Regions from separate parts of the Homo sapiens genome. Here region 2 is linked to region 1. The links are chromatin loops, found by intact Hi-C in ENCODE. Cell type or tissue: chondrocyte. All regions are shown on one strand. Links, peaks and the distances in the headings refer to the core of each region. The heading gives the core; the rest is flanking DNA. Region 1 overlaps RAB7A (RAB7A, member RAS oncogene family). Region 2 overlaps RPN1 (ribophorin I).

Region 1 (4,386 bases), core at 321-4,320:
CATTACACTTTTGAAGTTTTGTGTTTTCTCTCTGGGTAAAAATATAGGGTACAGATGTGGGGCAGATGTGGAAAAGCTGCTTACATGTTTTGGCACAGCCAGGTCAAATGGTAGAGCCTAGTATTATTTTTTCCATTCTAGAAGGATGCCAGCAAATATACTGCTTTCTAAAAGAAGCTTCACTATTAAGACTGTTCTGCTATTCCAACAGTATCCCTGCTATCTTAGATGTTTCTCCATTTAGTGGCTGCTATTTAGCTTGATGAAGTAACACCAGGAGGAAGACCTTGGCTTTCAGCAGACACACACCACTCAGACAATTTGCTGCTTTAAAGTTTAAAATCTGAAGCAGAAAAAGCACCAATATATCACCAAAACAAATCCACCTCAAAGAATGCTCCTCCAAATATGTTTTCTAGTAAGAAAACTCAGCAAGAGACAATGTGTGATTTTTGTGTGATAAGGTTAAGGTAACCTAAAGCTAATACAAAAACCTTCCCCCCCATAGCCAGTGATATCACCTTTCTTGGCCACAAAGGAACATGTTCATATTTGTGTTAAAGAACCTGGAGGTACCTAGACAGCCGAAGGCAGTGTTTTCCAACCCAGACCATCTAAGCCAGAATCTACAAGGTGAGAGGTGGCAAAACCTGGAATCGAACAAGGGCTTGGTGAGACTTTTTGCACAAGTTTGGGGAAGGCAGGCCTAAAAGCACTATCTTTCCATCCCGACGGGGATGGAGTTGCGGGGTAGGAGAGAGAGCACAAATCTAGGCCCTAGCCCACTGGTCTGGGGCTGGGCAAATGCTAGCGAACAAAAGGTTCTTCAAAGGCTGGGCATGGTGGCTCAAGCCTGTAATCTCAGCACTTTGGGAGGTCGAGACGAGTGGACTGCTTGAGCCCAGGAGTTTGAGACCAGCCTGGGCAACATGGTAGAACCCTGTCTCTATAAAAAATACAAAAATTTAACCAGGAGTGGTAGCACACACTGGTGGTCCCAGCTACTCTGGAGGCTGAGGTGGGAGGATGGCTTAAGACCAGGAGGTTGAGGCTGCAGTGAGCTGTGATTGCACCATTCACTTTAGTCTGGGCAACAGAGCGAGACCCTGTCTCTCACACACATACAAAAAAAGGTTCTGCAGGTGATTCAAATAAGCCAGTCAAGACAGAAAAACCTCTGGCTTTTCAAAGGAAGGGCAGGGGACTTTGGAATAAAGAAGCATACCTGCATTTGCTATTGTTGTTATTTTTAAAAATACATAAGCTTCCAATGAGTCAAAGCTTTCATGGGTCCCTTCAGATGCCAAGTCTGAAAAGCCTACCACAGAATCTTTTTATTTTAAGAGTTGGGGTCTTGCTCTGTCACTCGGGCTGCAGTGCAACGGCATGATCATAGCTTGCTACAGCCTCAAACTCCTGGGCTCAAGCCATCCTCTCGCCTCGGCCTCCCCAGCAGCTGGAACTACAGGTACGGCACCTGGCTAAATTTTTTTTGTAGAGACAGGTCTCCAACTCCTGGGCTCAAGCAATCCTCCCCTCAGCCTCCAAAGCACTGGGATTATGGGCATAAGCCACCTCACCCAACCTACCACAGAATCTTAAGAGCCATTAGAGTTAGCTACATGGTTAGTGGCACATCTAGAATCAGAACCCAGTTCTGCCGTCCCAGGCTCTTTTGCAGATAGATCTGAAGCAGGCACAGCAGCAGGAGGATACTGTATGGTGCACTAAGAACGCACATCTGGGTCGGGCGCGGTGGCTCACGCCTGTAATCCCAGCACTTTGGGAGGCCGAGGCAGGCGGATCACGAGGTCAGGAGATCAAGACCATCCTGGCTAACACGGTGAAACCCCATCTCTACCAAAAATACAAAAAACTAGCCGGGCGTGGTGGCGGGCGCCTGTAGTCCCAGCTCCTCGGGAGGCTGAGGCAGGAGAATGGCGTGAATCCGGGAGGCGGAGCTTGCAGTGAGCCGAGATCGCGCCACTGCACTCCAGCCTGGGCGACAGAGCGAGACTCTGTCTCCAAAAAAAAAAAAAAAAAGCACATCTGCTACGCCAGATGCCAATGGCAATACATCTACGTAAGGAAGACTCCCCAGCCTGGCCAGCTTGGAGAAAAGGGATTCCATGAAAATGCCTATCCTTAGTTGAGTTCAAATAGCCATCCGTTCCCCATAAAAAATCATGCTAAAAACTAGAGAACAAAAGGTTATATAACAAGGGATCATCTAAATTTCTGCCGTGGAGGGAAACATGTAAGGCCCTAAGCCTCACTATGAAAGCAAGAAGTGGCAGCACGGACAGTGTGGGCTCCACAGCAGAGAGGCTTAGCTCTAAGCCAATCTGTTAGCTCAAATTCATGAGTAACTTACCCAGAATCTCCCAGGATGATAACCTTCAGCAACACTTTCTTCCTAGAGGTCATCCTTCAAACTAAAGGGGGAAAAGGAGAAATCACTGTGAGTGTGATGGAAACACCAAAACAAAACACCTCCCTTGCACAAATGTCTGAGCAGCCCCAACAGTGCAGGGCCCTGAACCTTCCTGCTAGGTATCTTCCTTCCACCAGGGGGCACTGATAAAAAACAGTATCACTCACCAAAACTCTGGACCCAAGAGCGAGGCAGAACAGCACAGCAGGGCCATCCTGCCCCTGCAAGCTGTTGGAGAGAATGTATTCTCTCACTTGGGTGGTGGATCAATTGAATGGATTGGCAATTTGAACTAATGCTCCAACTTACTCAACAGCTTGGTCCTTGCTTCATTCAGGTCGCTGCTTCAGTATCACTTTCTCAAAGAAGTGACCGCTTTATTTAAAGCAGCATAACCCCTCATTTGCTCTCTATCCCGTTACTCTGCTTGCTTTTCCTTCAGAGCACTTACCACTAATTGACATTTTTATGTACTATATTAATCTAGTCTATCCCTTTTCTAACAATCTCCATGAAGACAGTTTTACTCCCCACTGTATACTCAATGCCAAGTAGAAATTTATTAAATGTTGGGTACCGTCTGAATACTTGACTCTGCAGCTCTAGTGACTACTCTTTTCCAGAAAATCTTTCAGGCAGCCTTGTCTACTCATAACCAGAAGATGTGAAAAATGCCTGATCTCTGCTCAACTGTCTTCCAGGACTTGCCACAGCATGGTCTATCTACTCATCAAGACAGGGCTCCTGCTGTAATTGCCTCTCATTTGCCAGGGTATGACTCAGTGACTTCCAGAAAATGAATGGGACTCAGAAGAACTACTTGTTAGTTTCCTCTTTAACCACCTACCTTTTGAAGGCAAGGCTGACAGCAGTGCCTATAGTGGGAGTGACTTAAGCAGCAGATATGAACCCAGGCCACAGGGATTTCTATTCTGGTTTTGCCGCTTATTAATTTAGCTATATGACCTTGAGCCAGTCATTTAATTTCTCTGTTGGAATAGGGAATATAGAGATGACAGCTCTTATGTCCTAAGAATGCTGTGAAGACTGAATAAATAAAATGCTCAGGACAGTAACTAGAATACAGCAGATGACTAGTAAATACTGGCCGCTACCATCTTAAGGTATGCCAAATACAGAGATGAGTAACAGAACACAGAGTCCAGAAGACAGTGAGAGAAGCAGCAGGTTACAGCTCCTAGGCAAGGTAATCCAGCTATCCCTCTCTTTCCAGATGCTTGGCTGTCAATTGTTCTCTTTCTCAAGAGGTGGTATTACACCCAAGACCACTAACTAAAAGGAAATATCAGACCTGACTACTGTCCTAAAGGGCAGGATTTGCTAAGAAGGCCTACGCTCTTGAAAGTAACCATCCTCGATGGCTTCAGAGTCTGTTTCTGGCTACAAGAACAGTATGGGAATAGGAGCCAGACTAGAGGATGGTTTGCTAGGCACACACCCCAGGTCCCATGACCTATGCAGAGGGTCAAGCTGTTTCTCTGCCAAAAGCCTCATGCCCATGGCTGGACTGTGAAGACACGGTATCTCAGCCCACCAGCATTCATCTAGAAAGTTCTTACTAGTGCTAGTTAGGGGCAGTATAAGATGACTTGGAGTTCTGTCTTCCATCATAATCAGCACTGAGAGGTATACCCCAAACTATCCATTATATGTGGAGCCCCACTATTCCCCTACCTTTCTCCCCAGGGACCGCTTTGACTGGTCAAAGTTTAAATGTCACACTCTAAGGTCTGGTATCATATTTCAAGATAGAGATCAGATGATGATAATGGGGGCAAGTTTCAAATAGAAAGAAGGGGAGGCCAAGGTAGGCAAATCATGAGGTCAGGAGTTCGAGACCAGCCTGGCCAACATGGTGAAACCCCGTCTCTACTAAAAATAGAAAAGGCTGGGCACGGTGGCTCATGCTTGTAATAACGGCACTTTGGGAG
Region 2 (4,386 bases), core at 259-4,258, 180 kb after region 1:
TGAACAAATGGAAATAAAGCAGGGACTGTGAACATTTGTTTTTGGTCTGTTGAAGATCTCTCATAATTTAATTCTTAATTTTGGGAATAGTGCTTTTATCAAGTGCTTTTTATTCATTAAATAATGGATTTGCTTCTCAGCAGGTTTGCAAGGCAAGCATTTACATTTTACATATTAGAACACTGAGTTATTCTAGTACCAGAGTGTTGAAAGTGGTGCCAGAGTGTTGAAAGAGTTGACGTGGCTTATGTCACAGAATGGAGTAGTGGAGTGAGGCCTCCATTTTTGTAGTTTTTGCATCCTTCCTGTGAGTCATGTTTTACTCAGCATCAAGGAAACAGTGATGAGCAAAGCAGAGATGGTTCCTCTCAAGAGGCAAGGGATTGAAAGGTCATGTGGGGAATCGACAGTGCCAGTGAGTGCCAGGCTTTCTGCCCCTCTTTCCTCTCTGCAGGAGTTCGCTCCCTGTCTCCACCTAATGAATTCCTGCTCAGCCTCAGGATGTGTTACTTAAGGTTACTGTGTCAGGGAGCCATCCGTGGCCTGCCACACTCAGTCAAGTCCTGTGGTACCCTCTCGTTTTCCTTTGTACCTCTTCTCCACCTCATATACCACGGTTGGAATGTGTGTGATTACTGAACTAGCTTCAATAGGGCAGGGGTTTTGTCTTTTATGCTCATCTTTATGTTAACAGCTAGGTGTTCAGACCAATCTATGACACGTAGTTGGGTTATTGAATGTTTGCATGAGTGGCTTACAAACAGCTTAAATATTGGCAGGTGGGTTGAGGGATTACTGGGGAAGTCTGTAGAAGACCAGTTGTGAGGAACTGATGCTGAATTCTGTTTCAGACATGGCAAAATGGAGGTGCTCGGGACATCCAAGTGGGAGTGTCCCTGGGCAGGTGGATATTCAGGCCTGGAATTATAAGGTCTGGTGTGCAAGTGGTAAATGTGGGGCTGCCGGGCCTAGACATGGTTATGGAAAAGGTGAGAAGGAGGCTGTGGGAGGGGACAGTGCCTAGGAAGGGTATAGAATAAGAAGAGATCCAGAACTGAATATTAAGACGACAAAGTAATAGTGGCCACCTGGGTTGACAAAGACCAGGACTCTCCTTACCTGGGACGAGAAAGACCAGGACTGTGGTGTCATGAAGCCAAGTGGAAAAATGTTTCCAGGAGTGAACCATCTGAGGCTGAAGAGACCGAGCAGTGCCTTTTGGCTGTAGGAGTGGATCACTGAAGCCTTTTACCCATTGGTGACTTGAGAACTGTGTTGGTGTGGGGATGGGAATTGGACGGAAGTGAGACTTAACTTTGAGTCCTGACAAAGCATTTCGCAAACAGGCTGGGAAAGGGATGAGTGAGGGCCTTCAGGAGGCTGTGCTGCTTGAATGTTCTACTCTAAGGTTGGGGACACCAAGTGTGTTGAATGCCATTGGGAAAGATCCAGTTGAAAATGAGAAGTTGAACATAGGGATTAGGAGATTGTGCAGGGGGAAAATGGGGGATCCAAGGACAGTGGAAGGATGGGAGGAGCAAGAAGGAAGACCCTCCAGAGTCGTGCTCTGCAGTCGGATCCCTGGATGGAAATCCCAGGCCTGCCGCTCTCTGTGACCTCAGGCAAGTCTTTCCGTGCAAAATGGAGTAGGGCTGTTACCTGCTTCCTAGGATGGCTGTGTGGGTCACATGCTGTCATAATGCAAGGTGGCGTATAGCAAATGCTTGTTAAACAGCGACGGTCTCGCCGAGCTCTGGCCTGAGCCGGGGGCAGAGGGTTGGTCCTGTCCTGGGGGTTGGAAGCCGTGGAGGCCACGTTTAATCAGTGTTCACAGTGGTGTGCCCGTGGACCTGGCCTCACGCACGCCCGGCCTTGGGAGCCCCTGCGGGAGGGTGCATACCCTGACCTGCCCGAGAGGCGTCTGCCGCAGCCCCTGCTTCCCCTAGGGAACCCCCGGGCGGCTGTGCCTCACGGAGGGGCCCTGCTTTACCGCGGCTGCATACCACCTCGGGCCATTTGGTCAGCTGCTTCACCAGCTCTCTTCATCCTCTTACTCTCCCTGAATCTTTTTCTTCGTTTTTTGGAGCAGTCAGAAAGCTTGGCCGAAATCAAGATAACTCGCTGGGCCCGCGTGCAGATTGGTGGGCGCCCTCTGCTGGGCCGGCGGGCCTCTCGCAGGCCTGAGGAGCGAGCTGCGCCTGCGCCCTGGTGTCCCTTCGTAACACTGCGGCACGTCACGAGGCGGGCACCGGGGAGTATGGGCGAAATCGCAGGCGCAGACGGCGGGCTCGGGCTAGAAAAGTCGCGCATGCGTGGGGCTAATTTAAAGGCGGCGCGGCTCCAACAGAACCAAAGCCAATTCTCCGGCTGTGGCGCCACCTACGGGTGTGGGCTCGTAAACGGCCTCCTCTGGCCGGACTAGGACTGGGTCTGGGGTCGGCGGGCTCAGGACCACTGGGCTGCTGAGGGGCTTAGCCATGGGGACCTGGGCTCTCAGCTGCCCTGGAAAGCCACAGGGCTAGCTGGGCTGGCCAAGGCCGGTGGCTCCCCCAGCATCCTGTGGTGGGTGCATCCCTGGGCCCAGTGGGGCATCCGGTGCTGCCCTCCCCACCTACGGGCTTACATCCTTTGGTTGCTGGGACAGAGCGCCCTACGCCACGCGCAGCCCTGCGCTTCCCTGATCCTCGGTTTCCCCAGTAGTAAACAGGGCCTCAGTTTCCCCCTTGTAAATCTCAGGGAGGAGGTGAAGTGGGGCCCTAGGTGTAAAGCCAGGTTCAGGCTGGGCATCCCTTGGCGCAAGGTGACATGCCCCAGACACCTGACACCTCTCAGTCTCAGACCCAGCGTACTTTCTCTGTGGCCCTCATGTGGCCGTATAGGAGTGGCCCACCCACTCCCACTCCCATTCAGATCCCCAGGCCACAGTGCCTTTTGTCCAGCCTTGGCCAAGATGCCTGACCCTAGTGGCCTGGCCCTGGCTGCTTCCATGGCTGCAGCTTTGGGATGTCCCTGTAGTCATAGGTGGCCTCATGGCAGTCCCCCAGCCTTGAACCTGGACCCTGGCTCAGGGAGGGGAAAACACGGCTGAAGAAGGGCTGGGTGTCACTTTCTCTCTTCCATTTGTCTTGGAGGCTGTCATGGGAGAAAACCCCAAAGGACCCAGTGCGCCCTCACAGTTTCACCACAAGTATCCTGACCGGGCGTCTGGTGCCGAGCTGATAGTGCAGGCCCCGGCCGCAGCCCCGCCGGAAGCCCATGCTGCCAGCGGTTGGGGGCCGCAGGCTCAGACAGGAAATGCCCCCGAGTGTACCCCAGGGCCCTCTGCAAAGGCCTGATGCTTTGGATGAGGCCTGGCGCCATTTTGAAGCTGGGCCTGACTCTGGGACTCTGGCCTGGTTCTGGGGCTGGTGGCCTGGGATCTGGGGACTGCTTTGTCACCTGCCTGGGCAGGTGTGGGAGATGACAGGGAGGGAAGAGAGAACCTTCAAACTGGGCTAGACCTGAAGCGAAAGCTGAATGATGCAGCCTGTCCCCTACCATGGCCAACCCCTTCATGGTGCCCCCAGCCCAGCCCTTTAGGGTCTCAGCTTCCATCAGGCCCTTAGTTCCATATGTGGTGTGACAGGCCCAGGACTAAATGCAGGGGACACAGAAGGGAGCAGACAGCAGAAGTGCTGGGCATCAGGAAAGGCAAGTCAGAAGGTAGGGCCATCAGGAGGGTCCATCGCAGCATCTGAAGGATTTGCTTGTGGGGGTTGGTGGGGAGGGAGGAGCCCAGACTCCTTTTTTGACTTCCACTCAGGGGATAGAATCCAGAAAGATTTAAGACGAGTGTCTCAGTCTGTTAAGGCTGCTATAACAAAATACCATAGACTGGGTAGCTATAAATAGAAATTTGCTTCTTACAGTTCTGGAGGCTGGGAAGTCCAAGATCAAGGCACCGGCAGATTTGGTGTTGAGAGGTCCTGCTGCTTGGTTCAAAGATAGCACCTTCTCGTGTCCTCACATGGTGGCAGAGATGAGGGAACTCTCGGATGTATCTTATAAGGGCACTAATGTCCATTCATGAAGGCTCTACCCTCATGGCCTAATCACCTCACAAAGGTGCCACCCTCTAATGCTTCACATTGGGGGTTAGGTTTCAACATAAGAATTCTGGGGGGATGCAGACATTCAGTCTGTAGCAGTGGGAAGGACAGGAGCCTGTTCAAATGCTGATGGGAAGGAAGGAGGTAACAGGGACATAAAGGCTGAAGATCCAGGAGAGAAGGGGCCAGTGAATAGATCCCAGTAGAGCAGGATTGGGTGGGATTGAGGGCTTAAGGCAGTGATCTCATGGGAGAGCCCTGAGAGACTGTGCCTTCATTAGCACTGAGGAGATCAGCA

What was found. Hi-C counts contacts between places; a loop is a spot of excess contacts. Peaks named below come from ENCODE experiments on the same cell type or tissue, not always from the same donor. Only the 100,000 strongest peaks of a DNase experiment are listed, where the experiment ranks them.
Region 2: it touches region 1 in a loop (2.4-fold over the local background); 47 of 110 quality-filtered maps call a loop at or near these places.

Annotation. Positions count from the first base shown.
Region 1 is chr3:128,793,409-128,797,794 of GRCh38, reverse strand. RAB7A (RAB7A, member RAS oncogene family) reads right to left here. Exons shown (of 6, transcript NM_004637.6): 2 at 2,375-2,435. The coding sequence starts at 2,427. Among named protein-coding and RNA genes, the nearest start is that of MIR12124, 51 kb to the left of the region's middle. RefSeq lists an enhancer at 3,800-3,949. In chondrocyte, for the core only: CTCF peaks have their summits at 2,355 and 2,556 (motif pointing right); no DNase peak of the experiment used is centred there.
Region 2 is chr3:128,615,620-128,620,005 of GRCh38, reverse strand. RPN1 (ribophorin I) reads left to right here. Exons shown (of 10, transcript NM_002950.4): 10 at 1-37. Among named protein-coding and RNA genes, the nearest start is that of RPN1, 33 kb to the left of the region's middle. RefSeq lists enhancers at 1,827-1,876, 1,592-2,103, 1,897-2,186. In chondrocyte, for the core only: a CTCF peak has its summit at 2,171 (motif pointing left); a DNase peak (open chromatin) is centred at 2,255.